Linked DNA regions of Homo sapiens: region 1 is linked to region 2. Evidence: chromatin loops called from intact Hi-C (ENCODE). Cell type or tissue: dorsolateral prefrontal cortex. All regions are shown on one strand. Links, peaks and the distances in the headings refer to the core of each region. The heading gives the core; the rest is flanking DNA.

Evidence for each region. Hi-C counts contacts between places; a loop is a spot of excess contacts. Peaks named below come from ENCODE experiments on the same cell type or tissue, not always from the same donor. Only the 100,000 strongest peaks of a DNase experiment are listed, where the experiment ranks them.
Region 1: a loop joins it to region 2, with 2.1 times the contacts of the local background. A loop is called at or near these places in 5 of 110 quality-filtered maps.

Annotation. Positions count from the first base shown.
Region 1 is chr5:126,437,287-126,453,063 of GRCh38, reverse strand. All of the region lies in intron 1 of GRAMD2B (GRAM domain containing 2B), which reads right to left. Among named protein-coding and RNA genes, the nearest start is that of GRAMD2B, 22 kb to the right of the region's middle. RefSeq lists an enhancer at 7,039-8,238. In dorsolateral prefrontal cortex, for the core only: no CTCF peak of the experiment used is centred there; a DNase peak (open chromatin) is centred at 9,263; H3K27ac peaks cover 7,825 bases.
Region 2 is chr5:126,531,252-126,547,028 of GRCh38, reverse strand. It overlaps ALDH7A1 (aldehyde dehydrogenase 7 family member A1), which reads left to right. Exons shown (of 18, transcript NM_001182.5): 17 at 630-705; 18 at 2,010-5,188. The coding sequence ends at 2,064. Among named protein-coding and RNA genes, the nearest start is that of ALDH7A1, 56 kb to the left of the region's middle. RefSeq lists enhancers at 2,582-2,631, 2,998-3,292. In dorsolateral prefrontal cortex, for the core only: CTCF peaks have their summits at 7,490 and 7,694 (motif pointing right); no DNase peak of the experiment used is centred there; H3K27ac peaks cover 1,586 bases.

The sequences.
Region 1 (15,777 bases), core at 4,582-12,581, 96 kb after region 2:
ACCAGCAATTGGATGTCACAATGAGCCACTTTTCATATACCTAAGATATATTAGAGGATATCTATTTGATTAAGGTTTTTTGTTCTGAAGACTGTGTTTAGGAAAGAACTAGTTTTTAACTAGAATGAAAAGCTTACCCAAACAAAAAGATAGAAATGCAAAAGAATAGGGCATAAAGTCCAGAAAAACATACTTAGAGAAACTGAAATTTTTCATTACTTAGTGAGGTCTATCATAAAGGAAACCAATTTGGAACCTCATGTTAAAGGAACAGAAGATCAAAGAGAGAACAAAACTGTGAGGATGAGAACTTCAGGCAAGAGTCATAAAAGGTTCTACTACTAGTATACAAAGGAGGAGAAAGGAAAGAACTGACTTATATATCAGGAATGCCAAGGAGAAGTGGTGTCTGTAGTATGAGAACTGCCAGGAGAGTAGAATGATAAGGAATAGAGTGGCTGAGGGGCTAGACTTACTGATGGACGGATAAGGGTGCTTCTGAATTTAGGGAATAAAAGGCCCTGCCATGGTTTCCTGAGATGTGACAGTTTATGAACCTGATACTCAGGAGAAAAGTATTGTCTATTTTTTGATAGATGGGTATTGCAAGAGAGTAATGTCAGGGAAACCAGGTGCTATGGTCTGAATGTTTGTGTCCACCAAACATTTACATGTTGAAATTCTAACCCCCGAGGTGAAGGCATTAGGATGTGGGGCTTTTGGGAGGTGATTAGATTATGAGGGTAGAGCCCTCATGAATGGGATTAATGCCCTTGTAGGGAGCTCATTAGTCCCTTCCACCACATGAGGATCCAACAAAATACAGCCATCCATGAAACAGCAAATGTGCCCTCACCAGACACTGAATTTGTTGATGACTTGATCTTGAACTTCCAGCCTCCAAAACCATGAGAAATAAATTTCTGTTGTTTACAAGAATGTCAGTCCATTTGCATTGCTATAGAGATATACCCAAGACTGGGTAATTTATAAAGAAAAGAGGTTTAATTGGTTCACAGTTCTGCAGGCTGTCTAGGAAGCATAGTGCCGGCATCTGCTTCTGGTCAGGGCCTCAGGGAGCTTACAATCGTGGTGGAAGGCGAAGGGGGAGCAGGCACATCCCATGGTGAGAGTGGGAGCAAGAGAGAGAGAAGGGGAAGTCCAAGACTCTTTCAAAAAACCAGATCTCATATTAACTAACTGAGTGAGAATTCACTTATCACCAAGGGGATGGTGCAAACCCATTTGTGAAGGATCCACTGCTGCGATCCAATCATCTTCTACCAGGTCCCGCCTCTGACACTGGGAATCACACTGGAACATGAGATTTGGAGGGGACAAATATCCAAACCATATCATTCTGCCGCTGGCCCCCCACATCTCGTCCTCACATTGCAAAATACAATCATACTTTCCCCAAAGTCCCCAAAAGTCTTAACTTGTTCCAGCATCAAGTCTAAAGTCCTAAGTCTCGTAAGAGACTCATCTCCTACCACTAATGAGCCTGTAAAATAAAAAAAGTTATTTACTTCCAAGATACAATGGTGGTACAGGCACTGGATAAACATTCCCATTCCAGAAAGGAGAAGTCGGCCAAAAGAAAGGGGAAGCAGGCCCCACACAGGTCTGAAACCCAGCAAGGCAGTCATTAAGTCTTAAAGCTCCAAAACAATCTCTTTTGAGATTGTTTACACCATGCTTCCTGTATAGCCTGCAGAACTGTGAACCAATTAAACCTCTTTTCTTTATAAATCACCCAGTGTCAGGTATTCTTTTATAGCAATGCAAATGGACTAACATACTTGTAAACAACAGAAATTTATTTCTCATGGTTTTGGAGGCTGGAAGTTCAAGATCAAGTTATGGAGCTCACTGGTGCAAGGAGTGGGCTCCCAAGGCCTCGGACAGTTCTGCCTCTGTGGCTTTGCAGGGTGCAGCCTCGCTGGCTGCTCTCACGGGTTGGAGTTGAATGCCTGTGGGTTTTCCAGATGTAGGGTGCAAGCTGCCAGAGGCTCTACCATTCTGGGGTCTGGAGGACAGTGGCCCCCTTCCTACAGTTCCACTAGGCAGTGCCCTGTTGGGCACTCTGTGTGGGGGCACAACCCCATATTTCCCCTCAGCACTGCCCTAGTAGAGTTTTTGTGTTGGCTACGCCGCGCGACAGGCTTCTGCCTGGGTATGTAGGCTTTCTGAAATATCCTCTGAAATCTAGGTGGAAGTTGTCAAGACTTCTTCACTCTTGCATTCTGTGTGTCTGCAGGATTAGCACCCCATGGAAGCCACCAAGGCTTACAGCTTGCACCCTATGGAGTGGCAGCCCGAGCTGTACCTGGGCCCCTTTGAGCTGACGCTAGAGCCAGACTGGCCGGGACAGAGTGAGCAACATTTTTTTTTTTTTTTTTTTTTTTTTTAACAGCAGGCTGGATGGACTGTCACTGGTTTTAGAGGTTATCTTCTAGGACAGAGAATGAATGAAGGCCAGGTGACGGGTGAGAAAGGAAATGGGAGGAGTCAGAAATGATAACCCAGAGTGAGGCATTGCTAGTAAACTTCACAGCAGAATGTTTCATTACGTTAATACAAATTCCCCTTGAATTACACTTCAAATCTCTTGTCTGACCTTACAAAAATTATGTTTATGCTGATATGCTAATAAATTTTATCCAGAGAGAGAGAGAGAATATATTATGCTAGAAATACATGTATTTGGTCAGAAGAGAATTTTTTACCTGTTAATAGTGCAATAACCTTTTAGGTTAAAACAGACAAAAACCAGGGCCATTAGAAGCCGACTTAGAAGAGAGAAATGTTCACTTTTGTTTTGAGGCACCCCTCTCCACCCCCGTGGAGACGAGCTGTACTACTCTGGCCCTCAGCTAAGCCCCTGAAAGAAGAGCTGCCTCTTACCACTCTGGCATCTACGATAACTACAGCTCTTTCTTTCCTCCTATACCCTTCATTTCCTGTAACTCTGTCTTCTGTTTCATGTAGGAGGAAAAAAAAAAAGAGATCAAAAGCCAGAGAGAGCTTAAAAGACCAAGTACATGGGCATTGTAGCAGAGTTAAAAGTTACTACGGGAGTCCAAAATAGTTCCAGAAACCTGTCGCTTTGTTTCTCCCTCACTCAAACTCTGCATTGCTACTTCCTCAGTCTCCTGTGTTCTGATCTTACAGTGCAGAGCCACACACATATGAGGACAGAGTAGGGTGTTCACAGGATGTGACACACAGGACTCTCCCAGAGGCCAGGTTTCGGTCTCATGCCATATCCCACCAAGTGAATCAACACGGGCATCAGCAGCACACGTGAAAATTCTCTTTGCTTAAATGCCAAGTATTATTACAGCTCAGGATTCTTTTTCTAAAAAAAATTAATGGGACTCAACTTCTAGAGAAGAAAGACACTGTCACTTTAAAAAAGTGGAATATATCTATATATTGGTGAAAGCAGTTTTATGTAAAAGGCTTTGATTTAACCAAAACACCCTCATATTAGACATACGTAAGGAAAAAGAAGCTCATGATATCCCATGGCGAAAAATAAGAGAGTATAGTTTTAGTATTTCAGATTGTGAGGTTTCAAAGGTGTTAATCTACCTAAGGATGTAAATGTCTCTTATCTGTATTTGGCTTTCCTTAGAAGTTATCCATGTGGTTTGTCATGTTAGTGTCAACAATATAGAATTATTCCATATTGTTATTATGTAAAAATATACATGATTTTAATTACAACTATCAAGATATGGAATAATTGTGGAACTAGTGATAGCTCCTCACTGCTGTTAAAATGTTTACCCCAATATTTTAAATATAACTAACTTTTACGGGATAGAAGAATTAGATTGAATATAATTTGTACATGACAGTACCACTTTCAAGGAAATAAGCAGTGGATCTAAAAGATTTTAATTTTATATTTGACATCTTTATTTACTGTCCTTAATTTCTCCCACCACAAATATGCATTTTCTCTATCTGGACTTGAAACGCATCGCTTTGGAAAACACATCTCTGCCTCTTCCCTCTTCCTTGCCACTCCTTTCTACTGGATTTCCCGGATGACTTTATATTTGCATGGTGCTTTGCCGTTCAAAAAGCATTCATACCCGTGACACCATGATACCACACTAACCCTCATGCAGGCATGAAAGACAGGTGTGTTAGACAGGTGTTTGAGGCCGGCATGTAAGACAGGTGTTATCCACATTTCACAAATAAGGAAACAAAGATGAGTTCGCTGAGGGCCCACACAACTCCAATCTTAGTGACTGAAGCCTCTATTACTCTCATACTATGACTAGCCTTCTCTTTCCAAGCCCGGTCAGACACCAAGACCTGTAGACTTTACCTCCTTAATATTTTCCAGTTAAGTCCCCTCTTTTTCTTTCCCTAATTTGGTTGGCTTAGCTAGGGTCCTTAATGCCTCCTGCCTGGACCACTATACCTCCCTACCTCATTTGAGTTATATGTGACCCCTCCTCCTTCCATCTATATGGAAGATCACTGTGCTCTGTGATCTTTGTAAAGCCCAAATATGATCATATCATTCCTTCTCCTCCTTTAAAACCCCTTTGGTTCTCTGTTGCCTACAGGATAAAGCTGAAGATGAGTACAGAAAACAGGTCCTCTGCAATGTGAAGCCTCCCTTTCTGGCTTTGAACCTCTTGTCATGCTGCCCCCAAGCACCCTCCTCCTGGGCTGCCATGCCTTCTCTGTGGTCCCTTGCAAGCACTGTTTATCTTTCAAGATTTAGCTCTTGATGGGGTCACCTCCTACCTGGCAACTTCCCCAACCCCCTCTAGGTCCTAAGGACTGACCTCTTCTTCTTTGTGCTCCTTTCCAGTACCCTGTGACTGTCATGGCAACTGTATCACTTTAGTATGTGGTTTATTTAAAAATTATAAATGGGGTCAGGTGCTGTGGCTCACACTTGTAATCCCAGCACTTTGGGAGGCTGAGGCGGGTGGGTTACTTGAGGTCAGGAGTTTGAGACCAGCCTGCTCAGTGAAACCCTCTCTCTACTAAAAAATACAAAAATTAGCTGGATGTGGTGGTGCATGCCTGTAATCCCACCTACTTGGGAGGCTGAGGCAGAAGAATTGCTTGAACCTGGGAGGCGGAGGTTGCAGTAAGCCGAGATCATGCCACACTGTGCTCCAAACTGGGCAACAGAGTGAGACTATTTTTTAAAAAAAAAAAAAATTATAAATGGGCTACTGTTTACTTGTCTTTGCCCTGCTTTGACCATATGCCTCTGGAGGGCAGGATCCTGGTCTTTTCACATCTCTGTATCCCCACAAAAAGGTTCAATTCATTTACCTTAAGGACTTCATGTTCCTTAAATCAGCTCTAAAGGCCAGGCTTTCTGATCTCTTTCTTTTTTTTTTTTTTTCTTTTTTTGAGACGGAGTCTTGCTCTGTCGCCCAGGCTGGAGTGCAGTGGCACGATCTCGGCTCACTGCAAGCTCCGCCTCCCGGGTTCACGCCATTCTCCTGCCTCAGCCTCCTGAGTAGCTGGGACTACAGGCGCCCGCCACCACGCCCGGCTAATTTTTTGTATTTTTTTAGTAGAGACGGGGTTTCACCGTGTTATCGAGGATGGTCTCAATCTTCTGACCTCATGATCTGCCCGCCTTGGCCTCCCAAAGTGCTGGGATTACAGGCGTGAGCCACTGCGCCCGGCCTAGGCTTTCTGATTTCTAGCCCAGGGCCCATTTTGGCTACACCAGACAGTATAAATAGCAATAGGAATGGATGTACTTCACTTGGAATTCCTGGGCTTGGGAAAACTGGCATGGGAAAGGCCAGGAGTTTTCTGCTGGGGTTTGGATCCTCTTCTGGAACAACCCCCCATAATTCAGTAGACTAAAGTACTGAGGGTGCTTTTGGTGAGGCAACCGCCTGCCCTTCCAATTCCTTCAGACAAAGATTAGACAGATGGATCCTGTGAAGGTTATGGCGAAAGAAGGAACATTTCCATCGAGGGAGCTTTACCATTTCTTCCCACGAAACTAGGTGAAAGGTAGTGGAGTCTGCCTAGTTACTGAGGCCAAATGATCTCATAATTACTGCTGGGAGGGGCCGTCATGCCTTAGTTTGCTTTACTTTGCTAGAGTGTAAAGGGTAATGCTTAGATATTAGATTCCAAGAAACGGAAAGGAAAGAGGATTGCTTTCCTTCATTTTATGCCTTCTTGGAAATGGAGAAGTTTCCAGGAGAAGAATCTGTATTCCATGGTCTGTGGCTTCCTAAGAGTAGCTCAAGTCCCAGTTTCTGGGAGTGGCATCTTCATAAGGATGTTTATCATATTTCAGTGTCTTAGTAAGGGCCCCAGTTTCCTCGCCTCCACACCAAATCCTCCTCCCTCAGCCTGTGTCACAGAGCTGCTCTCCGTCACACCTTACTCAAATTGAGAACACATAGGTTTTTTTTTTTTTTTTTTTTAATTTTTAAAAGCTTGGGGAATGTAAACATTTTCTACATGACTAATGAAGCTAGGCATTGTAGATAAGAGAAGCAGTGAATGTTTTAAAATCAGTCACGGTTACTGCTGGATTTTATTAGAAACACTCAGACTGGTCTAGTTTTGGGGGGTTAATATGAAATTTATAGCACAGCTGAGTAAATAAGGGTATCCACTTATTTTCAGAAATGATTTTTGAAGTTTAAACCACTTACTATGAACATTTTATAACATAGAAAACAGGTACAAAGTAGATAGAATAGTATAAACAAGGCAATCTTGTTTCATCTATATACCTGTAGCCCACCACTCCTACCTCCTACTGGTTTTGAGACAAATCCCAGACCACACTATCTTTTCATCTGTAACTATTGCAGTGTATAACTCTACAAGATAAAGATTCTTTGAAAAAATAAACACAATACCAATATCAAACCTTAAGGCTAAAAATTGTAATTGATTTTTAAAAAAATGAGTGAAATATGGCTGTTTTTCAGGGAAACTATTAGCACAATGTAGTAGTATTTAGGATTGGAGTGGACTAAAGCATCTCTAGGCACACTGTTGGGTATCTGGTTACCCAGTAGGGGACTTGGGAGAGTTCCTGTTCTCACACTAGTCCACATGGCTCTTGCTAGCACAGCAGTAGGAGCTGCCTACTTTGACATCACCAGGTACCAGGACCCCTTTTCTCTTGCCCTTCCTGCTCTGGCTATACTGGAGAGAGGAAGAAATGGAAATGCCATTCCCCAATCTCAACACCTGAGTCAGATTCGGCTCTCTTGAAGCTGAAGAAGAGAGATTCCCAATGACACGAATCAGCATGAAAGGAATTATGGTTGTGAACAGAATGTATCAAAGTGGGTGGTGTCCATGACTCTAGGTGGGATGATGGAGTCACTCTGCATCCTGTCTGTGCCTCAGGCTGCAGCTGCTTCTCTTTAATCTGCCCTCCCACCCCCTCCTCACCCCCCACTCCCCACCACATACCCAAGAGACAGTGAGAGAAACCTGAGCAGCAGCAGACATGGGGTGATGTGATATCCAGGCTGCCCACTTCCTCTGGCCCGTCAATACTTTGTGTCAGCAAGTCCTCAGGCTGTGCTGGCCCTCAAGATTGTCTGGATTTTTCATATGAAAAAAAGCTCAACATCACTGATCATTAGAGAAATACAAATCAAAACCACAATGAGATACCATCTCACACCAGTGAATGGCGATTATTAAAAAGTGAAGAAAAAACAGATGCTGGCAAGGCTGCAGAGAAAAAGGAACACTTTTACATTGTTGGTGGGAGTGTAAATTAGTTCAATTATTGTGGAAGAGAGTGTGGCAATTCCTTAAAGACCCAGAGGCAAAAATACCATTTGACCCAGTAATCCCATTACTGGGTATGTACCCAAAGGAACAGAAATCATTCTGTTATAAAGATACAGGCACAAGTATGTTCACTGCAGCATTATTCACAATAGCAAAGTCATGGAATCAACCCAAATGCCCATCAATTATAGAGTGGATAAAGAAAATGTGGTAAATATACACCATGGAATACTACGCATCCATAAAAAAGACTGAGATCATGTCCTTTGCAGGAACATGGATGGAGCTGGAAGCCATCATTCTCGGCCAACTAATGCAGGAAAAGAAAATCAAACACCGTATGTTCTCACTCTTAAGTGGAGGTTGAACGATGAGAACACATGCACACAGGGAGGGGAACAACACACACTAAGCCCTGTCAGGAGAGGTGGGAGGGAGAGCACCAGGAAGAATAGCTAATGGATGCTGGACTTAATACCTAGGCAATGGGTTGATCTGTGCAGCAAACCACCATGGCACCCGTCTACCTATGTAACAAACCTGCACATCCTGCACATATACCCTGGAACTACAAATAAAAGTTGAAGAGGAGAAGAAAAGAAAAGATTGTCTGGGTTTTCATATGAACATCCTCATTTATCTTGGAGACTTTACAAGGTTTGTAACAATTCTGTATAGATCTAAAAAATGAGCAGTACGTTTGAAACAAAATATGGAATTCTAGGTACAAAAATCAGCTCTCAAAAGTATTAGATTCTCTGAATTGATCAATCATAAACATATACTTCAAAGGGCACCTGTCCCCTTATCTTTGCAAAAGGTTCTTGCCAATTCTTAGAACAAAAAATCTGCGGAATTCAGTTCATAAAAAATGGCTTTTACAAAACAATAATTCATAACATCTCCTTGAATGGCTTCAGATACCAAATAGGCAAGTTACCTTAGAGAGGGCACGGAAGAAAGGTCTTTTCTAAGCTAGAAGGCCAGCTTGTTCTTAAGGCAGACAGACATCTGCACAGTATGGTTTGCTCAGTAGTGGGGGATAATGGAAAGGGCTCTTGTCCTTAAATTCCATAAATTCTCTTGCCACCACCCTGGCCCCTACCACAGTGTGCTCCACCTGTTTTTTTCTTGGAATAATCTTCTTTGGAAAAGGTAGGCCAGGACTGGTGGTGGTGGTGGTATTAGTGGTGGTGGAGTGCTGGAAGGCCTCTCTCTTTTTTTTTTTTGAGATGGAGTTTCACTCTTCTTGCCCAGGCTGGTGGGCAATGGCGTGATCTTGGCTCACTGCAACCTCTGCCTCCTGGGTTCAAGTGATTCTCCTGCCTCAGCCTCCCTAGTAGCTGGGATTACAGGCGCCCACCACCACGTCCAGCTAATTTTTGGTATTTTTTAGTAGAGACAGCGTTTCACTATGTTGGCCAGGCTGGTCTCGAACTCTTGACCTCAGGCGATCCACCTGCCTCAGCCTCCCAAAGTGTTGGGATTACAGGCATGACCCACAGCACCCAGCTGGCCTCTGTATGTTTTACAGCTCATTGTTTTCTGTTATGCATATAACAACATGCATGCATGAAGTCACTGATGGAGTCTTTCCATCACAGCTGAGAGAAAGCCAGTTTTACTGAGAAAAGACAGAAAACTATTGTCCAGGAAAGTTCAATGTCAACATCTCTGTGGGGAGAGCAGAAGGTGACTGGGCAAAGATGTCTTTGAAGAGACAAAGGAAGGGAGACATGAAAGAGGATGTGGGAGGACTCTGAAGCCTCAGGGTTTTGTCTGCAGGGGTCCTGTTTTCTTTTAACTAGTTAATAGGACACTGGCTCTGCAGAGAAATACACAGACTGAAACAACACTTACTAAAACTAGAAGTGAGAATATAAATAAGGCTGAAGAATTTTCCTCTCTTCCATTAAAAGTCATTTCAGGTGCGCCTGAGCCATACAGTTTCTGAAAGATCAGTCTGTGAATTCCATAAACTAGAGGTTCTCAAACTGTGGCCTAAGAACTTTCTATGTCAGAACGATTTAGGCATGGGACTTGTAAAAATGCACTTCTTAGGTCTACTTCAGACCTTTTAAAAACTTAAATCTTATACCCACCAAAATCTTGGGACTACTGAGCTGAGTGTCAACCAAGCCAAGACTACTGGGCCAACTGGGAAGCGAGTCAATTACTATTGTTACTTTCATCCAGCAATCTTCTAAGGAGGGCTGGGAGAGAGTGGTAAATTTATCAGTACTACTGATAGATAATGGGGAAAAACAATCCCCATTAATGATCAATCTGTAATGCTACTTCAGGAAAGAAGTTTCCAAATACTTAGTAATTCGGATTTTGGATGATTAGTTAGATACATTATCCAAAATCAAAATATGGGCCACATCTGAGTTTTCTTTGGGAAATGAAATTACTGGTTTTTTTTAATTTTATTTTTTGCTATGATCTGTGTTTGTCAAGGTTTCTACAATGAGCTTTGTAGAATCATAGATTTTAATTAAAAAAAATCTTTAAAGAAGAGAAGTAATAGAGACCACATTTAATTTAGAGACACCAGTTGTACGTGGTACCTTAAACTAGACCAGATTTCAAGGAAATATTTACAGACGGATTTTAAGCAGGGGGCTCACAGAAAAATCTAGAAGTTTTATAATGCATACATGTAAATACACATTAGGAAAAGCATTTTAGGCCAGGCGCGGTCGCTCACGCCTGTAATCCCAGCACTTTGGGAGGCCAAGGCGGGTGGATCATTTGAGGTTGGGAGTTTGAGACTAGCCTGGCCAACATGGTGAAACCCCATCTCTACTAAAAATACAAAAACTAGCTGGGTGTGGTGGTGGGCGCCTGTAATCCCAGGCTACTAGGGAGGCTGAGGCAGGAGAATTGCTTGAACCTGAGAGGCAGAGGTTGCAGTGAGCCCACATCACACCATTACACTCCAGCCTGGGTGGCAGAGTGAGACTCCATCTCACAAAAAAAAAAAAAGAAAAAAAAGAAAAGAAAAAGCATTTTAGGGAGGGGTTTGAATGAGTTTGCTTCAAAATTATGACTGATGTAAATATTCAGGTGAAGAACGTGAAGATGAGATTAGGAGTTAGTGGGTGAATGTGCTGAATTCAAATCCTATCTGTTTTTGCTTTTGTTTTATCTAGTATTCAGTGGGATAGTTAGCCTTCTTGTTGAAGTATCTTCATAGGCATATTAGGAATAATAATTCCTTCTTAGGACATTGTGAGACTTTAGTAACATTCATAGATTTTTTACATAAAAAGGTATGCATAAATACACTAAGACAAGGCTTAAAAATGTGTTTTAGCCAGAAAAAAAGTGTTTTGATTTGATTTGAAAATTTTTAACGCGAGGAAACAGAGATTTCAGCAGATATAATCCTATGACCATCTAAGGTTGTCACAATTATCAGGTAGGTTCTGTCTCCTGTTTACCATTGAAATGCCTGCAATTCAGAAGTATATTTTATCAAGAGCCTCTAACGAGCTGGTTCCTATATTCCTAAAAAAATCCTCATTGGGGGAGCTCTGCTTATTAGAATTAAAACTATATTATCTGTTTTAGCAAAAAAAAACTTATACCAGGACTAGCCATTGCAGTGGTAATTGTGAAATGTTGCTGTGTGCCAGCATTATTATTTATAGTTCTCCCTTGTATGGCATGATCAAATGGCCTAAATAAAGAGAAGGAATATGGGAAGAAGAGGAGAAAGGCTGGAAGCCTACTGATTGTCCTTTGAGCACCTGCATAGTTTTCAGGCTATAAAAGGCAAGGAAGATAACCACTGAAACAGTGTGAAGGTGACAAAGTAGAGGACGGGGGCCCTGAGTCAATCCTGAAAGCAGTTGCAAACAGCCTGCTTTCCTCTGCAGCGCCAATGAGGACCCAGTCTGTAGTTTGGAGCAATCCATAGCCCAGAGCCTACATGCATCTGTGTACCTAATTTCACAGTTTGATGTGAGACTTAATTTGAGGGACAATGATTACAACATTACAAAGTTGTCTTCATGCTGTTACATTTCAGATAAACCCAGCTAACAGTATTTTAATGTCTAAAAGGTATCTATCTCCTCTACAAAGTAGGGGATCTTAAGCTTAAGAAAAAAATATATAATTATGTTCTTTATATTTTTTCCTCTGCCATAATACACGCTCATTCTAGAAAATTCAAACATTACCAACACCATGAAAAAAAAGACACAAAAAATAAGAAAACATAATTTAGAGAATTTAGAGAATATCATCATTTTTAACATTTTAGGGAACATTTTTCCAGGCCTATTTCAATAAATAGACATGTCAATATAGAATTTTGTATAATAGGATCATTTTATACATGTTTTATGCAATTAAAAAAAGGTCAAAGATAGTCCTGAGACTATTCTATCCCCATGATTAGAGATAAATGCCACCTTTCATGAATGCTATAAAATATACCATTGTGTTAATGTGTAGTTCATTAATCTAATACAGAACGATGGTCCTTTGTAATGCCTTATTTTATTATGTCACACAATTTTTTCATTTTGGTTAAATTTATCCATCTTTCCCTTTATAACTTCTGAATTTAATTCCATGCATTGTAAGACTTCCTACTTCCATATTATATAGTAGTTTTTGTTTTCTTCTAGTACTTTTATGGTTTCTTTTTTTCTGTGTTTAAATACTTGATTGATCAGGGGCTTATTTTAATTACGAAATGGAGTAGATTTCCAGCTCTAGTTTTTCCCAAATGGCTAACCAGTTGTTCCATCTTTTCCCCATGGATTTGAAAATACCTCCAGATATATTTGGATTTCCTTCTGAACCTTCATTAGGATAGCTTCATCATGATAAGCTATGGGTCTATCTTTTTATTACTCAGATTTGACTTGGCTATTTCTGAATGCTTCAATCTTTCAGAATAAGTTTAGAATCATTCTGAAATGTTTTCTCAAGAGAGTCACTGAGATTTTGTTTGGAGTTGCAGTGACCTTATACATTTAAGAAATACTTCATAAGTTTTCCTTTTGAGGAAGGTAAACTCCATTTATTCAAGTTTTCCCCTTTAGTAGGTGTGTTGTTTTACTTGAAGTCTTATTAAATCGATTTCTGGGTATTTTATATTTTTTGATGCTAGTCTGTAACTCTTTCTCCAATTTATTTTATTAACTTTTTATTGTTAATTAAGAAAGGTAATTGACTGTATTAGTCCATTTTCATACTGCTTTGAAGAAACACCGGAGACTGGGTAATTTATTAAAAAAAAAGAGTTTTAATGGAGTCACTGTTCCACATGACTGCGGAGGCCTCACAATCACGGTGGAAGGTGAAGGAGGAGCAAAGGCACGTCTTACATGGTGGCAGACAAGAGAGCGTGTGCAGGGGAACTACCCTTTATAAAACCATCAGTTCTCATGAGACTTATTCACTACCATGAGAACAGCATGGGAAAAACCTGCTCCCATGATTCAATTACCTCCCACTGGCTCCCTCCCATGACATGTGGGGATTATGGGAGCTCCAGTCAAGATGAGATTTGAGTGGGGACTCAGCCAAACCGTATCATTGACTTTTATAATTTTTCTGATAATCAGTCAACTTACTAAGTACTACTATTTCTAATTGCTTTTGTGTTTGTTCCCTTGAGTTTTAAAAATACAATCAATTTTGGCCAGGTGCGGTGTCTGTAATCCCAGCACTTTGGGAAGCTGAGGCAGGATGATCACTTGAGGTCAGGAGTTCAAGATCAGCCTGGTGAACATGGTGAAACCCTGTCTCTACAAAAATATAAAAATTTTTTGGGCATGGTGGCACGTGCCTGTAATCCCAGCTACTTGGGTGACTGATGCACGAGAATCACTTGAGTCCAGGAGGTGGAGGTTGCAGTGAGCTGAGGTCATGCCACTGCACTTCAGCCTGGGCAACAGAGTGACTCTGTCTCCAAAAAAAAAAAAAAAAAGCAAAACCAAAAAACAAAGAAACAATCAATTTTATCTATATTCAACATATAGACATATATGAAATATCTATATATTTCAACATACGGAAAGTCCAACCTCTTGCAGGTTACTTTTGATCCACTGTCTTTAGTGTTCCTATTGCATTCAACCTCTGACATACTTCTTTCTTGAGGACTTTGCCACATGGAATCTTCAATGGCCATGTGGGTGGAATGGCATCCAGTAATAATGGCCTTATCACCAGCAACCTTTACTGACATTTCACATAATCCCTCGTGGTCAATACCAGGCTTGCATCATGGCTCAGACGGTTGTGTACAGGAATGTTTTGTCAATATGTCATCTCTAATATCCCCATATCTGCCTGTAATCTCCTATCCTTCCAATTCTCATCCCTTGCCATTCTCACCACCTGTGTGTTTCAGCCTCAGAGAAAAGCATCAGCTATTGATGTTTCCATATTCTCCTCATCAATCAACCTCTTCTGGACTTATTTCTGGAGGCAGCTCAGGCCATATATGTGATTGTTCACTCCCAATTTCCAATCATGCTAATCGTTCTGCCATGCCCACTCAGATAAAATCCCCAAATCAGCCTTTTAAACTTCTAATACCAAGATTCTGACCACATTGTAGGGAAAAAAATACCAGTCTTTATTGTGGATCAGTCCTTTTGCTGGGCCCTCAACGGTGCCTAGACATCCTGTTTTATTTCGTCAGCTCGTATTTCACACTCTCCATGTTCCTCAAGCCCCTGATGAAACACAACTCATCTTTCTTGGTGAAAGGGGCCTTGTCATGACTTCACTAAGAAAACTGAAACTTGAAGTCATTATACAAGAGCACCCACATTTCTTTCCCAGACCTCTAATTACTTATATCTGCATAGACTGCATCTATTCATTCCTCCACTTTCAGAAGGCAAGGTCTCTCTCTTACTCATGTTCAAGCCCATTTCTGACACCTCTGGGCTTGTTCTGTCACTTATTGGGTGTGCCCCTTCATATTCTCCCTCTCTGCAGGCTGTTTCTCCGAGGTTATGTACAGGCTCACAAGGCTCTCTCTCACCTAAAAAACAAAACTTTTCATTGACTTCGCTCCTCCATTTACCTTTCTCTCTTTTCTTCACTTCTCAGACAAACTTCTTAAAGCCTACGTAGCTTCCTGAGCCACCTAGAAAATAAGTCCAGAAGGGGCTGATGGGCTAGGAGAACATGGAAACATCAAGAGCTTATGCTTCCCTCTGAGGCTGAAAAGCACAGGTGGTGAGAATGGCAAGGGATGGATAGGAGATTACAGGCAGACATGGGGACGTGAGGATGCCATATTGACAAAGAAGATTCCAGTATGCACCAATCTGAGCTGTGATGCAAGCCAGGCACTGACAGTGAGGGATTATGTGAAATGGCAGTAAAGTCTACACAGGCTATGCTGGCTTCCTCATTTCCCACTTACCCAGCCTGCAGAGTCTGGCCCTCATGCTCATCATGCTACTAAAATTTATTTGGAAAGGTTCTCTGGTGATTTCTCTATTTCCAAATGCCAAGGGCAATTTAGTAGCTGCTCTTGGTTGTACTTGCCACTGGTGACTATCTTTTGGGATTCTCCTTTCCTTGTTTGTTTTTTCATGATTCTGTTCCTCTGTTTTATTTTGTTTGGTTGTTTTTGTTTTGTTTTATTCTCTGCCGTTCTGTTTATTTCCCATCACCTTTTGTGGCCTCTTCCTTTTTTGATCTTCATCCCAACACAGAATCATTCTCAGGTTCTCTCCTCAGTTTCCTACTCTTGTTAGTGGGAAATTGGACCCACTCTCATGATTTTAACTCTTACCTATAGGCCAACAATTGCCAAATCTATCTGCTAGCTCTAAACTCTATCCCACAACTATTAAAAAAGGGAACTCATTTTTAATACCCCAAATCCCCTTCCATGGCATAATGCAATGGCATCATAATCCACGCAGCCTTTCTGAAGAGAAAAACTAAGTCATTCTGGCTTTCTCGCTCTGTCAATCCATTCCGTCACCTGGTCCTTCCAATTTT
Region 2 (15,777 bases), core at 2,953-10,952:
GAAGTCAGTTATGTCTCTTTTTACTTTGCTTGTGCATTTGAGAGCTAGAAGGGCAAACATTCAGCTGTGATTTTTCTGGAACCCATTTAATGGAGATTCTTTCCCTCTCATGAGAAAGACCAGGTGAGTAGTTAATAGAGAAGCTTTTATTTCAAAATTGTTATATTTTCTTAATGTATTTCTATCAAATGGGAATATTTGTGTTTTCCCTGATAATTTAATACAAGTTATTGAGAGAGATAAAGAAGACAGTTACAGCTCCCATATTCTTGTGCCCTGCTCAAAAGAAAAACTATGAATAACATGTGTGGGCTGGGCACGGTGGGGTTACAGGCATGCACCACCACGCCCAGCTAATGGGATTTTTTTTTTTTTTTACCGTTTCTTTCTGTTTCCATTTCTTCTTAATTCCTTATATTTTATTTTCCCTCTTAATTCCTTTTTTCTGTTTGTTTTGGTCTCTTGGTCTCTGTCTTTGATTTGTTTGCAGGGGAGATATTGTGGGCTAAATGTAAAGTAAATAATCAGGTTGTTCTGGTGTCCTTTTGGTATCTTCTTTTCATTGATACCAACTATGAGCCCACATGGAAACTGCTCAGAAGATATGATATTATTTTTTATTTCTCTAGGAGGAGAAAAGCACACTGGTGGTGGCAGGGAGTCTGGCAGTGATGCCTGGAAACAGTACATGAGAAGGTCTACTTGGTAAGAAAAGGCTTTGGGAAGATAGGTTTGGGCTTAAAACCCTTGGGAATGGGCTTTTACACTTTCCTACTGTCTGTGCTGTCTTTGTGCAGTGTCATTTGATTTGATTTTTCCAGCATTCCACAGCTGTCTCCTCTAAGTATCTATTTGGTGCTATTTTTCTAGCCTTCTTGTCTAGCTTCAGCTAGTGCCCAGCACCCAACAATGAAATGGTCTCGTGCGTGGTTTCTGTATTTTTAGTAGAGTTGGGGTTTCTCCATGTTGGTCAGGCTGGTCTCGAACTCCCGACCTCAGGTGATCCACCCGCCTTGGCCTCCCAAAGTGCTGAGATTACAGGCGTGAGCCACAGCACCCGGCTAATTTTTGTATTTTTAGTAGAGATTGGGTTTCACCGTGTTGGCCAGGCTGTTGTTGAACTCCTGACCTCAGGTGATCTGCCTGCCTCGGCCTCTCAAAGTCCTGGGATTACAGGCATGAGCCACCATGCTGGGCTGTTTCTTGCACTTTTGAGGGCACACTTTTTTTTTTTTTTGAGATGGAGTCTTGCTCTGTCACCCAGGCTGGAGTGCAGTGGCCTGATCTCAGCTCACTGCAGCCTCAGCCTCCGCCTCCCAGATTCCAGCGATTCTCCTGCCTCAGCCTCCCAAGTAGCTGTCATCACAGGCCTGCACCACCATGCCAGGCTAATTTTTGCATTTTTAGTAGAGACCGGGTTTCACCATGTTGGCCAGGCTGGTCTTGAACTCCTGACCTCAGGTGATCCACGCCTGCAGTGGCTCATGCCTGTAATCCAAGCAGTTCAGGAGGCTGAGGCAGGTGGATCATTTGAGGTCAGGAGTTCAAGACCAGCCTGGCCAACATGGTGAAACCCCGTCTCTACTAAAAATACAAAAATTAGCCAGGCGTGGTGGTGCACAGCTAATCAGGAGGCTGAGGCAGGAGAATCGCTTGAGCCTGGGAGGCGGAGGTTGCAGTGAGCTGAGATTGTGCCATTGCACTCCAGTCTGGGTGACAGAGTGAGACCCTGTCTCAAAACAAAACAAACAAACAAACAAAAACCACCACCAACAAAAAAAACCATGTATGGTATGTCTTTCCAGATTTTTATGTTTCTGTCTTTTTTCTTTTAAATAAAACGGGATCCATACTAACATTGTCTTTTATCTTAAAGGTTTGTCTTAAAAAGTTGTAACTTGGAGATCTTGCCTTGTTAATATATACAGATCTGCTACATTTTAAAAGTGGGCATGAAAATCTTCTGTTATGTATGTACTGTCATTAATTCTGTTATTTTTTCCCACTAGTACTATCAACTACAGTAAAGACCTTCCTCTGGCCCAAGGAATCAAGTTTCAGTAAAGGTGTTTTAGATGAACATCCCTTAATTTGAGGTGTTCCAGCAGCTGTTTTTGGAGAAGACAAAGAAAATTAAAGTTTTCCCTGAATAAATGCATTATTATGACTGTGACAGTGACTAATCCCCCTATGACCCCAAAGCCCTGATTAAATCAAGAGATTCCTTTTTTAAAAATCAAAATAAAATTGTTACAACATAGCCATAGTTACTAAAAGATGAGTTAGGTGGATTTTTATTATGTCAACTAGTTGTACATGGCTTTTTAAAAGTTAATGATTATTTTGTAATTAGAAAAAAATAGTACGTACCAGGGTAGGAATTTGGGAAAATACAGAACCGAGGAGAAAACAGAAGTCTTTGCAGTAGATACAGGGTGTCTCCTGACCAAGTGAAGGATTCAGGGGCGGGGGGTGAATATTGCTTGACATTACCCACCTATGGCATGTGTTGGATGTCGTGTGATTGAAAGGGGGATGCATTCCCCTGTATGCTTGGACCACAGTTCAGTATTCATGTGGAATAACTTGCAGTGCTTAAAATGACAACAGGCATTCATCACAGTTATGGCTCTTGCTTATGAAGGCTGTGTCAACTTGGAAGAGATTTCTGGGGTAGACAGATTTTGTTCCTGTGCTGGAGTCTGCCACCTGCTGGAGGACTCTGAGGCCAAAATTGCCCGTGCAGAGTTGTATAGAAAATGCGTCTGGAGGCTGGGCAAGGTGGCTTACGCCTATAATCCCAGCACTTTGAGAGGCCGAGGCGGGTGGATCAGTAGAGGCTAGGAGTTTGAGACCAGCCTGGCCGATATCGTGAAACCCCGTCTTTACCAAAAAATACAAAAATTAGCCCAGTGTGGTGGCAGGCACCTGTAATCCCAGCTATTAGGGAGGCTGAGGCAGGAGAATTGTGTGAACCCAGGAGGCAGAGGTTGCAGTGAGCCTAGATTGTGCCACTGCCTGGGCAACAGTGAGATCCTGTCTACAAAAAAAAAAAAAAAAAAAAGTGCATCTGGATTTTTTTATACAACCTTAGACCACCTTCTTTAGCTTTAGGCGTCTGCGGTTGCCCTTGGATCTGTTCTCAATCCTCAGTGTGTGTGGCAGCATGTGGTCATAGAGAGCTGGGCAAAGTTCACTTTCTCTTTGCTGACAGTCTCACCTTTTCTCACTGGGAAGCTGCACAGGAGCCTTTGGGCTGGTTCAGCCCAGAGGCCCCTGTTCTCCTGCCTTCCTGGCATTCTCTGCTCCCCTTCTGCATGGCACCCCTCTACTCCTGCCAGGTTAGAATGGAGCAGAGGCCTTTGAACAAGATGACATTTGTAGACAACCTGATCCATCAGGATGTGGAGAGATCTGGACAAATGGCAAATAATTTGGGGTTGAATTATGGCCCAGAGAAGTAAGCAAATGAAAAACTAAACAATTATAAATGTATCTGGGAAGCAAAGGTATTCATAATATGTCCCATGGCCAGCTGCGAGCAGTATTTAACTAGACATGCTGTTGTCAATATTGAACATGAATCAAGCCAAATACTGATATAGCTATTGAGAGAAGGTTGGCAGGAAGAAATCATGGGTGAGGGTATGTGGGAGTGATAATCTTAGCTATAGATTTTAGGTAAAACTGATTCTGAAAGCTTTCTTTGAAACAAATTTATAATTTTTCTTCTACATGTTTCTAGCACAAGGACTCAATTTTTTTTGGTTATAATGTTCATTAAAACATATGCCTTCAATTTGTTCCTCTTTGTTCTTTTTTGCTGATTTAGCAGATATAAATCACTTGTTAGTATTTTTAACTATCCAAGTTAAAATGTACATTTGTAAGTGTTATTACTGGTCTTATATTTGAAGGTGCAAGGGGTCTTGTGCTGCTCATTACTGGTTATCTTGAGCATTTCATAACTGCTGCCTCCTCCTAAATCCTGTGTTCCAACCGCTACTGCTGGCAATGCCCAGCCTCCATTGTGGATGCGGGGAATTGTGTTCAGCATGCTTGCTTCTGCCACGGCACTAAAGCCTAACTTGCTTAGGATCTTGCTGTACTTGGAGAGAGCATCCATTCGCTGAGCCTAGCAGCCAGGCTCTTGTGACTCCCTGGGAAGTGGGTGAAGACCTGGCTCCTGGCTGCAGCAGTGAGGAGGCAGGCCCTCCAGGTGAAGACTTCTCACAATGGAGGGAAGGCAGTTTTCTCAAAGGAAATTGAGTGCTATTATGTACTCTGCTTCCTACTTTCTCTTTCAGGGTGGGAATCTGTTAAGCCTCCTCTCTCTCTTGCTCTGCAACCACAGAACACTTCTTTTTTTTTGGTGTCTCAGTTTTGCCCACACTGGAGTGCAGTGGTGCAATAGTGGCTCACTGCAGCCTCCAACTCCTGGGCTCAATCTATCCTTCCACCTCATGCTCCCCAGTAGCTGGGACTACAGGTGCATGCCACTGTGCCCAGCTGATTATTATTTTTTTTTGTAAAGATTGGGTCATACTACATTGCTCATGCTCGTCTTGAACTTGTGGCCTCAAGCGATCCTCCTGCCTCAGCCTCTTGAGTTGTTGGGATTACAGGAGTGTGCCACCATGCCCAGCTCTGTGGAAAATTCTCTGTGGCATTCTGTCTCCTGAAAATGCTGAAGGGACCAAGAGGGCTCTGTGTCCTTCCTCTTCTCTTCCCTGGCACTTTCAGACCATTTTCTTGTTGCCTTCATTCTAACAAAGGTTGCAGATTGGAAAGCTGATTTGGAATGCTTTTTAAGTGTTTTCAGTTTCAATATTTTTATGAAATTCCTATGGTCTCCAACAAACTTTTTTTTTTTTTTTTTTTTCTACACCTGGAGCTTATCCTGCAGAAGCTTCCTGCCAATGATTGTTTTGGAGGAAATTAAAAGAAAACCAAACGAAACCTCTCCTATCCAAGGGGAAGAACTTTATCCCCATATTGATTGAATATAGGATTCTAGATTTAAAATGTTGTAGGCAGTTAGAGTTTGCTCTTTTTTTTTTTCTATTGGAAAGGTCCACAAATGTTTTATTGACATTTTTGTCTTTAATCCATTTGGATTTGGGGTACATGTTACGATTTGTCTACGTTAATTTCCCTTTTAAAAATAAAAATAATTCCTCAACTCCAATTAGACAATTGGGTTGTCCTTTTCACACTGATACCTCTTTTATAGTACACTGCATTCTTACATATAACAGGATCTGTTTTTAGCTGTGTATCCTGATTCAGTAATTGGTATATGTGTGTGTGTATATAGATAAATAGAATGCCATTTCCCTGTGCAGACGGAAGGGCAAGCTTATTCCCTTTTCTGCGACTACATCTCCTGTCAGGTGTCGCCTCTGCTGTGGCTCTATAGGATTCTGTTAGATAGTGGTGGTCATTGCACAACTCTACAAATATACTAAATGCTACTCAATTGCTCATTTTAAAATGGTTAAAATGGTGAGTTTTATGTTGTATTTTACAATAAGAGAAAAAAACATACAAAGCAAATTAAGCAATAAAAAGGGCAGTTACTAACTCCAGGGAAAATAACATTTGATTCTGTGATCTTTTAAATTTCTTCTACTTAAATTGTTTTAGAGTTCTACATATATTAGCCATGTGACCTGCAAAAAGTAACCTAATCTCTTTGAACTTCATTTTCTTGTCTGTAACGTGGGTTGTATCAGTTCGGTTTCTTTGTGGCAAGCTGCGGAAACCAATTATGGCTTTAGCAAACATGGTCTGTTTTGGAAAGCCCAGATCCAATTTGCCTCTCCAGAACCACTCTCTGACATTCTCCTGCAGTGTGTCCTTAGGGACTGATCTCTACGGTCCACTTCATCTGGGCTTGCTTTATCCTCTGGCTTCTGATTGTGTTTGGCCAGTGGTAGAAAATCAGAGCAGAAAAAAAAATGTCAGAGTATTAATTTTCCCACTCCTTCCCTGCCAGTCTGTGGTAGTTACTGTCTTTTTTTTTTTTTTTTTTTTTAAGGAAAATGTACACAAAGCGTGTTTATTGGGATGATTTCTCATTCATCCTGATCACGGTTGCTGCTTCCTCCTAAGGAACATTCTTCTGTAAGCTTTGCTTGTCCTTCTGTAGGCTGATAGGACAGTGGAACAGCCAACACACACAACTTTGGGCATGACGAAAGAGCATGGTGACTTGATAGCATCCTGGTCATTTCACATCCATGAAGAAGGAATTGGTTCGTCACCAGGAGCTTCTCATGTTTTCTGGAGAGGCATGAAGGAGATCCTTCTCTAGAGACATCTCGCTGGAAAGCTTATTCCTTTTTCTGTGTCTACATCTCCTGTTAGATGGCCCCTCTGCTGTGGCTCTGTAGATTCTACTAACATGACTCCTTTTTTTTATTCTTTAGTCTGCAAGTGGAGATGGAATTCTGTTGCTATTTTCTGAGTTTGTCTCCTTACCTCTAGGGACCTAGCTAGGTAACAGGTAAAAATCAACTGTCTTGTGGAAACGCCACTGCTAGAATGAGTGAACTTCAACTGTTTTTAGGCTTTTTGTTTCTCAAAATTAAAACTGCAGGAAAGGACCAAGCAATTTGCCTAGCATGGATCATTTACCTTTAAGGTAATTTACCTGCCCCTTGGCAAGGGGAGAGCAAAGCACCTGGATTAATAGTCCTAATGCTGAAATCAAGGACAGATAATTCCCCTAAAAGAAATGAGAGTTGTTATCCTAGGTAAGAAACACAGATGCTGCTAAGCTTAAATAATCTATTTCCACTGTATGAGGATGCTGATAATATCTGTCCCATACAATTGTTAGGATTAAAGCGTAAAATTATAAAAGTTAACAGTGCCTGGTAAGTTCATGATAAGGGCTCAATAAATGTTGGGTACTGTTATTAAGATGTTTTCCACATTCGTTTTCAGCTTTTAATATTTTAATTATTTTCCTAAATAAAATTTAGAAACATTTTCCAGGTTTTTAAAAAATTTCTTTGGGATTTTTATTGGACTCAAATTTATAAGTTAGGAAGAACTAATATATAATACTTAGATCTTAAAAACATCAATGATACGTATTTTGATCAAATTTTTATGGTTCCTAGCAAAATTCTGCAGTTTATTTCATGCAACGTCTTAACAACTTTTGTGTTTATTCCTATATATTTTATGATTTCGGATTTTTTTTTTTAAGTCTCTGTTGCCCAGTCTGGAGTGCAGTGGTGCTATCTCAGCTGACTGCAACCTCTGCCTCCCGGGTTCAAGTGATTCTCATACCTCAGCTTCTGGAGTAGCTGGGATTACAGGTGCGCACCACCATGCCTGGCTAATTTTTGTATTTTTAGTAGAGACAGTGTTTTGCCATGTTGGCCAGGCTGCCTTGGCCTCCCAAAGTGCTGGGATTACAGGTGTGAGCCACCGTGCCCGGCTCAGTTGTTACGGTGAATGGGATTCCCCATCTTATGCATAAATTACTGCAGAGACCAGTTACTTCCTAAGGTAGATTAGGTTTGAAAATAGAAATATAGATCCAACAACTACTCAATGTTTGCTATTTGCTTGTTGAGAATCCTTACAGCCTGGCAATTCCAGGGTTATAGAAATCTGGCCCACATTCAGATATAATTGAATTGTCTTTACAGTGTTGACCTGTAGGTGTCACTGTTGGTCAAAGCAATCATCTGTTTAGCAGGGAAGTGAGTTGTGTTGACTTTGTATCCAGGAGGTCACCATGGAAAAGTTTTTGCAGTCAACAGACAATGCCCCACATTTATGAGCTGCTTTACTTTCCAGCACCATTGGTAACTTGCCTTTCCTACTGCCTATAATTGCAGGTTTGTATCTTTTAAGTTAAAAATGTGGCTGGACGTAATGGCTTATCCCTGTAATCCCAACATTTGGGGAGGCTGAGGAGGGAGGGTTGCTTGAGCCCAGAAATTTGAGACAAGCCTAGGCAACATAGTGAGACCCTGTCCTAACAAAACAAAACTTTTTTTAAAAAAATTTTCCATCCATTCTTCTTTCCCTGCAGTGAGCATATGTGTGAGGTTATTCCATTTTGAATAACTCCATGGGTCATTCGTTTTATTTACACTTAAATGATGCTTACTGTGTTCCAGGCACTTTTAAAAGCACTTGGCAAATATAAACCCATGGAATTCTCATAACCCTAGGAAATAGATACTATTATGATCTTCACTTTATTGATTTGGAAACTGAGGCACAGAGAGGTTGAGTAACTTTCCCCAAGTCACACAGCTGATAAATGATGGGGCTGAGATTTGAATCCAAGTAGCCTGGCCTCATAGTATTCTTGTGAATGTGAATAGTGTCCCTGAAATAGCAGAGTTCTTATTTGCTCACCTTCCCTGTCTGACTCTTAATTGTTGACTTTTCCTTTTTTTTGCAGTGTCTTTTATTGTGACATAATCGTAACTTAAAGAAAAGTTGCAAGTACATAGAACTTTTCCCCCTAAATTATTTGAGAATGTTGTTGATCTGATGCCCTGTTACTCCCAAATGCTTTAGTGTATATTTCCCACAGACAAGGACATTTTCCTGCATAACTACATTACAACCATCAAAATCAGAAAATTAGGATTGATGTGTGTATTAGTCTGTTCTCACAGTGCTATAAAGAACTACCTGAGACTGAGTAATTTATGAGAAAAGAGGTTTAATTGACTCACAGTTCCACAGGCTGTACGGGAGGTGTGGCTGGGGAGGCCTCACGAAACTTATCATGGCGGAAGGCGAAGGGAAGCAGGCATGGTCTTCACGTGGTCGGAGCCGGAGGAAGAAAGTGAGGGGGGAAGAGCTACACACTTTTTTTTTTTTTTTTTTTTTTTGAGACGGAGTCTCGCTCTGTCCTCCAGGATGGAGTCCAGTGGCGTGATCTCCGCTCAGTGGTGCGATCTCTGCTCACTGCAAGCTCCGCCTCCCCTCCCGGGTTCACGCCATTGTCCTGCCTCAGCTTCCCAAGTAGCTGGGACTACAGACGCGTGCCACCATGCCCGGCTAATTTTTTTGTACTTTTAGTAGAGACGAGGTTTCACCGTGTTAGCCACGATGGTCTGGATCTCTGACCTCGTGATCCACCCACCTTGGCCTCCCAAAGTGCTGGGATTACAGGCGTGAGCCACCGCGCCCGGCCGCGCTACACACTTTTAAACCACCAGGTCTCTTGAGAACTCTATCACAAGACAGCACTATGGGGATGGCGCTAAACCATTAGAAACCACCCATATGATCCAATCAGCTTCCACCAGGCTCCACCTCCAACAATGGGGATCACAATATGTAAGATTCGGGTGGAGACACATAGCCGAATCCTATCAACGTGTTACTAATATCTAATCCTCAGATCCCGTTCAACTTTTGCCCCTTGTATGTTGTCATATCTCTTTAGTCTCTTTTAGTCTTCTCTTGACTTTCATGCTTTTGAAATTACACGCCACTTATTTCATAGATCATCCCTCGACTTGACGTTTCCTCATAATGTAATTCAGGTTGTGCATCTTAAGCCCTACACTCACAGAGAAACACCGTATTCTCACCTGCATCCTACCAGGCAGTGTGTGATGTCATTTCCGTTTGCCCATACCAATGATATTAACTTTGATTCTTGATTAAGGTGGTGTCTGCCAGCGTTCTCCCCTGTGAAACATCTCTTTTACCCTTTGTAAATTAATAGGTCTTTGTGAGGGGAGATACTTTGAAACTATGAACCTGTCCTGCTCTCCATCAAACTTTCCATTGATTCACTTATTTATATTTGTATGTACTTAAATTTTTCTATTTTATCCAATGAGTTATAATCCATTTATTACATTACTTACTTTGATGCTCGAACTAAATTTTTATATCCCTGATTTGGCCAGCAGGACTCCCTTCAAGCTGGCTTCACTGTCCTTTCAACACGTTCCTGTCCTTCTCTGAGCACTTCCTTTCTTTTTGGCACAAGATGTTCCAGGTTCAGTTTGTACTTTTCCTGCCCAAGCCCTAGAATCAGCCGTTTCTTCAAGGATCCCAGGTCTTTTTTGGTAAAGCATCATGTTTATAAGCCAGAGTCTAGTGTAGGGATGCCTGTTGATGTGGGCATGTCACTGCTCCCAGGCCCTTGCAGCTGGCAGACATTTACATCTACATTTATTTATAAATCTGTTTATATGGACAAGTGTGAGTTTACATAAAACTTCCGAATCCTATCCAACACCACAGCGTTCCTTTTTAGTTTTCCCTTTCACTATCTGCAACTCTTGTCTCTGATGAGAAACCTGCCTCACTACCCTTGATGCATTTTTTTGTAGATCACTCCTTGTGTATCACTTATCTCCCATCTCATGAGGACGCCCTCCCCACCTCTCTCCGGTTCTGATGGTGCTGGACTTGTCCTTACATGAGTGCCCTCATCACCTAGTTGAGGCTCTGACACCCATGTACAGCTCCTCTACGTGGAGGCACTCTTCTCACCCATCTAATGGCTTCAGGACTGAATTGTTTGGGAAGAGAAGAGGTAGAGAAAGAAGAACTGATCTTTCCTTAAATGCAGAATTTTGAGTCAGAATCAAAATAGTACTTGACTGCCCCATGCTTGCTCTGGGGCAGAAAGGAGAGATGCCTGGACTTAAGCTGGAAGAGTGGAATAGGAGGAGTGGGCACAGGTCCCGGAGGTAGAGCACCTGCATTCCAGGCACAGCTCTGTTTCTAAGGGGCCAAATGATCTTAGAGAAGTAATTTGATCTCTTTGTGCCCCAGCTCTTCCAATAATGAATTGGACCAAATCTAAATCAAAGACTGGTGCCCTATGGCCAAAATTGGTCTAAGTGCTTATTTTGTTTGGGAGTCAACTTCCTTTCTTTCTTTCTTTTTTTTTTTTTTTTTGAGACAGGTCTCCCACTGTTGCCCAGGCTGGAGTGCAGTGTTGTGGTCATGGCTCACTGCAGCCTTGACTGCCTGGGCTCAAGTAATCCTCCCACTTCAACCTCTCAAGTAGCTGGTACCACAGGCGCATGCCACCATGCCTGGCGAATTTTTGTATTTCTTGTAGAGATAGGGTTTTGCCATGTTTCCTAGGCTGCTCTCAAAATCCTGAGCTCAAGCAATCCACCCGCCTCAGCCTCCCAATGTGCTGGGAGTGATACAGAGAGGAGGCAGGGAGATACTGCGTAGAAGAGGGTGGTTCCCTGGCAAAGTCCCCACCCTGAAGCTTGGAAACCCACGGCCCTAAATGGGAAGAAGCATTCCTGTTTTTGTGCCCAAATGTTGCTTTTTGGCCCACCATGCCCCCCATCCTGTACCCATATAAATCCCAAACCTCAGGCTCCACGAGCAGAAGAGCAGAGGAGCATAAGAGCAGTGCAGCAGAGAAGGAGAGAAGGGAAGGAGCATCTGAATGTTGAGAGGAGTTTGCCTGGGGATGATAGGAGAGGAGATTGGCTGTGGGTCTGCCTAACTCCAGGGGAAGATCATCTTCCCACTCCATCCCCTCGCCAGGTCCCCATCCATCCCGCTGAGAGCCACCTCCATCTGGCAATAAAATCCCCCTCATTTACCATCCTTCAATTTGTCCGTGTGACCTGATTCTTCCTGGATGCCGGACAAGGACCCGGAGAGGGCACTGAGCTAGTTAACACTTAAGCCATCTGTGACGGCAGAGCTAAAAAAGTACTGTAATATGCCCACTGGGGCTTCAGAAGTTACAGGCACCCACCCCTAGATGCTACTGTGGGGTCAGAGCCCAGAAGCGCTTGCCCCAGCTCCTGCGTGCTCCCCCTCCTCTAAGGGGTTTGAGTGCACAGTGGCCGAACAGATGAGCCACATTCGGTCACACGTCTCTGAGGGGGGTCAGGGAACTCTCCCATTTCAGGATTATAGGCGTTAGCCACTGCACCAGGCCAGGAGACAACTTTCAAAAAAATCAAATTTAAGTTTCTTTAGTTGGAGGCTGTGCACTCCAATTAGCCCTAGATGGGTGACAGCTCAGACCATCTTTCCCAACTTTATACATTTCTCTCTCCAGGCTAAGTTACATTTCAAGCCTCTTCTAGCTCAGCATGGCCTCTTCTCCATTTGCTATGCTCTGGCTCAGCAGATTCTTAATCTATGGCACCAGGCCTGTCAAGAGACCTGCATTTGATTCCCAACTTTTAGCCAGGAAACACTGGGAACACCACATCTGAGTGTGTTGCTGCTGCTGGCTTGGGTGGCCAGGTTTTATTCCCTCATTTGGCCCTGCCCACATCCTGCTGATTGGTCCATTTTACAGAGTGCTGATTGGTCCATTTTAGAGTGCTGATTAGTCCATTTACAATCCTTTAGCTAGACACAGAACACTGATTGGTGAATTTACAATCCTCTAGCTAGAGAGAAAAGTTCTCTAAGTCCCCACTCCACCCAGGAAGTACAGCTGGCTTCATCTCTCAGTGTTATTGATGGAAGCGCTTAGAGCTCCCTGCTTTCTGTGTGGAGCTGGTCTAGGCCTGGACCATCCTTGGGGCACTCATTTAATTAAGCGAGGCTCAGAGGTCTGGACTGATGGGTCACCCTGATTCAAAGAGTATTTCTTCAGTAAACAGGGTCTAGGGGAAACCACATAGTCTGGGGGCTAGGGCCCCGTTTGGCAGGTCCAGGGATTGAGCAAGAATGAGCAGAGAAAGGAGACGGGGCTGTGTCTTGAGTCTATAGGCTGGGTCACTGGAGGTATGGTAGGATCTCTAGAGCTGCCTCTAATGACAGCGGAGTCTCTTCAAGAAACTTTTGAAAGGGACCAAATTCTTTTTCTGATTACCTTTCTAGCTTCTCTGGCTGAGCCCCTATGCATTGGATTGACATAGACAGATTAACAAAAGAAAACAATCAGAATTTTATTAGTATGTGCACTGCAATTACATGCGGGAACACTCAGAGATGAATAAACTCAAAGGTTTGGTTGGAACATGGGCTTATAGCATTTTAGCAAAGGACCAATACATTTTTTTTTCTTTTTTTTGAGACAGAGTTTCACTCTTGTTGTCCAGGCTGGAGTGCAATGGCACAATCTCAGCTCACCACAACCTCTGCCTCCCGGGTTCAAGCCATTCTGCTGCTTCAGCCTCCCGAGTAGCTGGGATTACAGGTGTGTGCCACCTCACCCGGCTAAGTTTTGTATTGTTGGTAGAGACGGGGTTTCATAATGTTGGCCAGGCTGGTCTTGAACTCCTGACCTCAGGTGATCTGCCTGCCTCGGCCACCCAAAGTGCTAGGATTACGGGCGTGATCTTCTCAATTGCCTTCAGCTCAAAATAATCCTTATGTCAAAGTGTCATATTTTGAGGTGGCATATTCTGCCAGCCGACAGACCCAAGAACCTTGGCTAGAATGGATTGGTCTTGGATTGCAGTGAGTTGAACCCCTGTACAGAAGTGTAGAAGAAGGAAACATCTTCTAGTTGAGTTTTAGCTTCTGTCTGTTTTGAGCTGGTGAACTCAAATTGTTCACTGAATATTTAAATTCTTTGACTTTCACCTGTGAAAATCTCCTGAATGAAATGAGATATTTGATCCTATTTAGTGGGTCACTGAACATGCTTCTAACATGAAAACATTCAGCTTTGAGCTAGGAAGGTGAGCTGTGCTCACAATCTCAAACAGGGTAGGGGAGAGAAGATTTACATGTTCTGTGCCCTGTGCCCTTTCTTGGGGCCTAGAGGACACATTGACTTATCTTTTCTGGGGATAGTATAAAGGAACATCAACTTGCTCCTATTTTGTGCTGGAGAAGCTTAGAGAATCAGATGCTAGTTTTATACTACATCCCTCAGTATTAAAAGCTTTAATTTAAAAAAGAAAAAATAACAGCTGGGCACAGTGGCTTATGCTTGTAATCCCAACACTTTGGGAGGCTGATGTGGGAGGATCGCTTGAGGTCAGGAGTTGGCGACTAGCTTGGGCAACATAGCAAGACCCTGAATCTACAAAAAGTAAACAAATTAGCCAGACGTGGTGGTGCGTGCCTGTAGTCCCAGCTACTTGGGAGGCTGAGGCGGGAGGATCCTTGAGCTCAGGAATTCAAGGTTGCAGTGAGCTATGATTGTACCATTGCACTCCAGCCTGGGTGACAGAGTGAGATGCTATCTCTGAAAATAAGTGAATAAATAGATAAAAATAAAAAAGGAAAAAAGTTCATCTTTGGCCAAATGTCAACAAAGAAAATAAAAGGAGAAAAAAAGAATTAACGATTCATTGAAAATTTTTTTTCCTTCCTTGAAGAAACAATTTGTTCCAACCTAAAAAATTATGCAAAATCATTGTAATGTTTCCCCGGTGCTTTAAATCCAGATTTCAGGTGCCCCAAAGAGAGAGATCAAGTGATTTTAACCACCTGAAATGAAAAAAAAAAAAAAAAAAAAAAGAGGCCGGGCACAGTGGCTCACGCCTATAATCCCAGCACTTTGAGAGGCCGAGGTGGGTGGATCACCTGAGGTCAGGAGTTCTAGACCAGCTGGCCAACATAGTGAAACCCCGTCTCTACTAAAAATGCTAAAACAAAAATTAGCCGGGTGTGGTGGTGCACATCTGTCTGAGGCCCAAGAATCGCTTGAACCTGGGATATGGCAGTGAGCTGAGATCACACACTGCACTCCAGCCTGGGAGACAGAGTGAGACTCCGTCTCAAAGAAAACAAAAAAGATAAATAAAAAGCATCAGACAATTTTCTATAGCTTCTAGACCATAGAACCTGCAGCAATAACTCAATGAGTTTTTATTCTCATGTTTGCCCTGTGCAAGGAGCAGACCAAGAGAAGGGATTTGCCTGCCCTTGACTTTCTCTGCCATCCACCCCAGCTGCCAGGTAAATCACAAATCATGTAGTATTTTCTGTGAATGCAGGTAAGCTTAGCACCCCTGGCCTCATTCCCTTCCTTTTATTTTTTGACCTCTACATTTAACTATGACTTTTCTGGCGAACACATTGCCTTCTTTCCTCCTCAAGGGATTTCATTTTATTCTTGCTCACCGGAAGCACAGAACCACCCCAGCTGTGGCTAGTTTAGCCTTCCCAGGGCTCTCTCCACTGTGGCCTCCCAGAACTTCTAATCTACACAAGAAGCCTGCCCTACTGTTGACATTTTATAACCTATGTGCCTCTGTGACTAAATGGCTAGAGTTATCACATCTGCTCAGTCCTGCATCTTTATTAAAAAAAACCTGGGCAATGTGCCATCCTCTCTGTCCACCAACAAGATTTTTCTCTGTGAAACGCTTTCTTTAAAGTCTGTGCACAAAAGCATAATTGTTCCCTCAGAGTTGCTAAAATGACTTGAAGGGCTTGAGTTTTTTAGTAGCTTTCAGAAACAAAAGGAGCTTTCTAACTGGACAAGCTATTCCCTCCAGCAAAGGATCCTTGGCTGAACTTTGTTTACCATATTAAGCAGCATAGCGCAAGCTGCACTGTGGCTTATTGTTAAATAGTCACTACAGAAAATTCACTTCAGGGTTATTTCTGGTTTGTTATAACATGTATTTCTTTTCTCTTGTCTGTATCGCTTAATAACAGTAAGGAAGGTTACAGAAAGCTTTTTATGACCATCCTCACCCCAAAGTCAAATTAACTTCTCCCTCCTTTTGTCCCTAACAGATGCAGCGCACCCTGATTTTTTCATGTCTGTTTCACTCACTCAGTGGACGCTCTGTGAGGGCAGGACCTTGTCTAGTTTGTTCACGCTCTCTTGCTTTCCTGTGTTCATTGAGCAAGATGCCTGGCATATAGTGT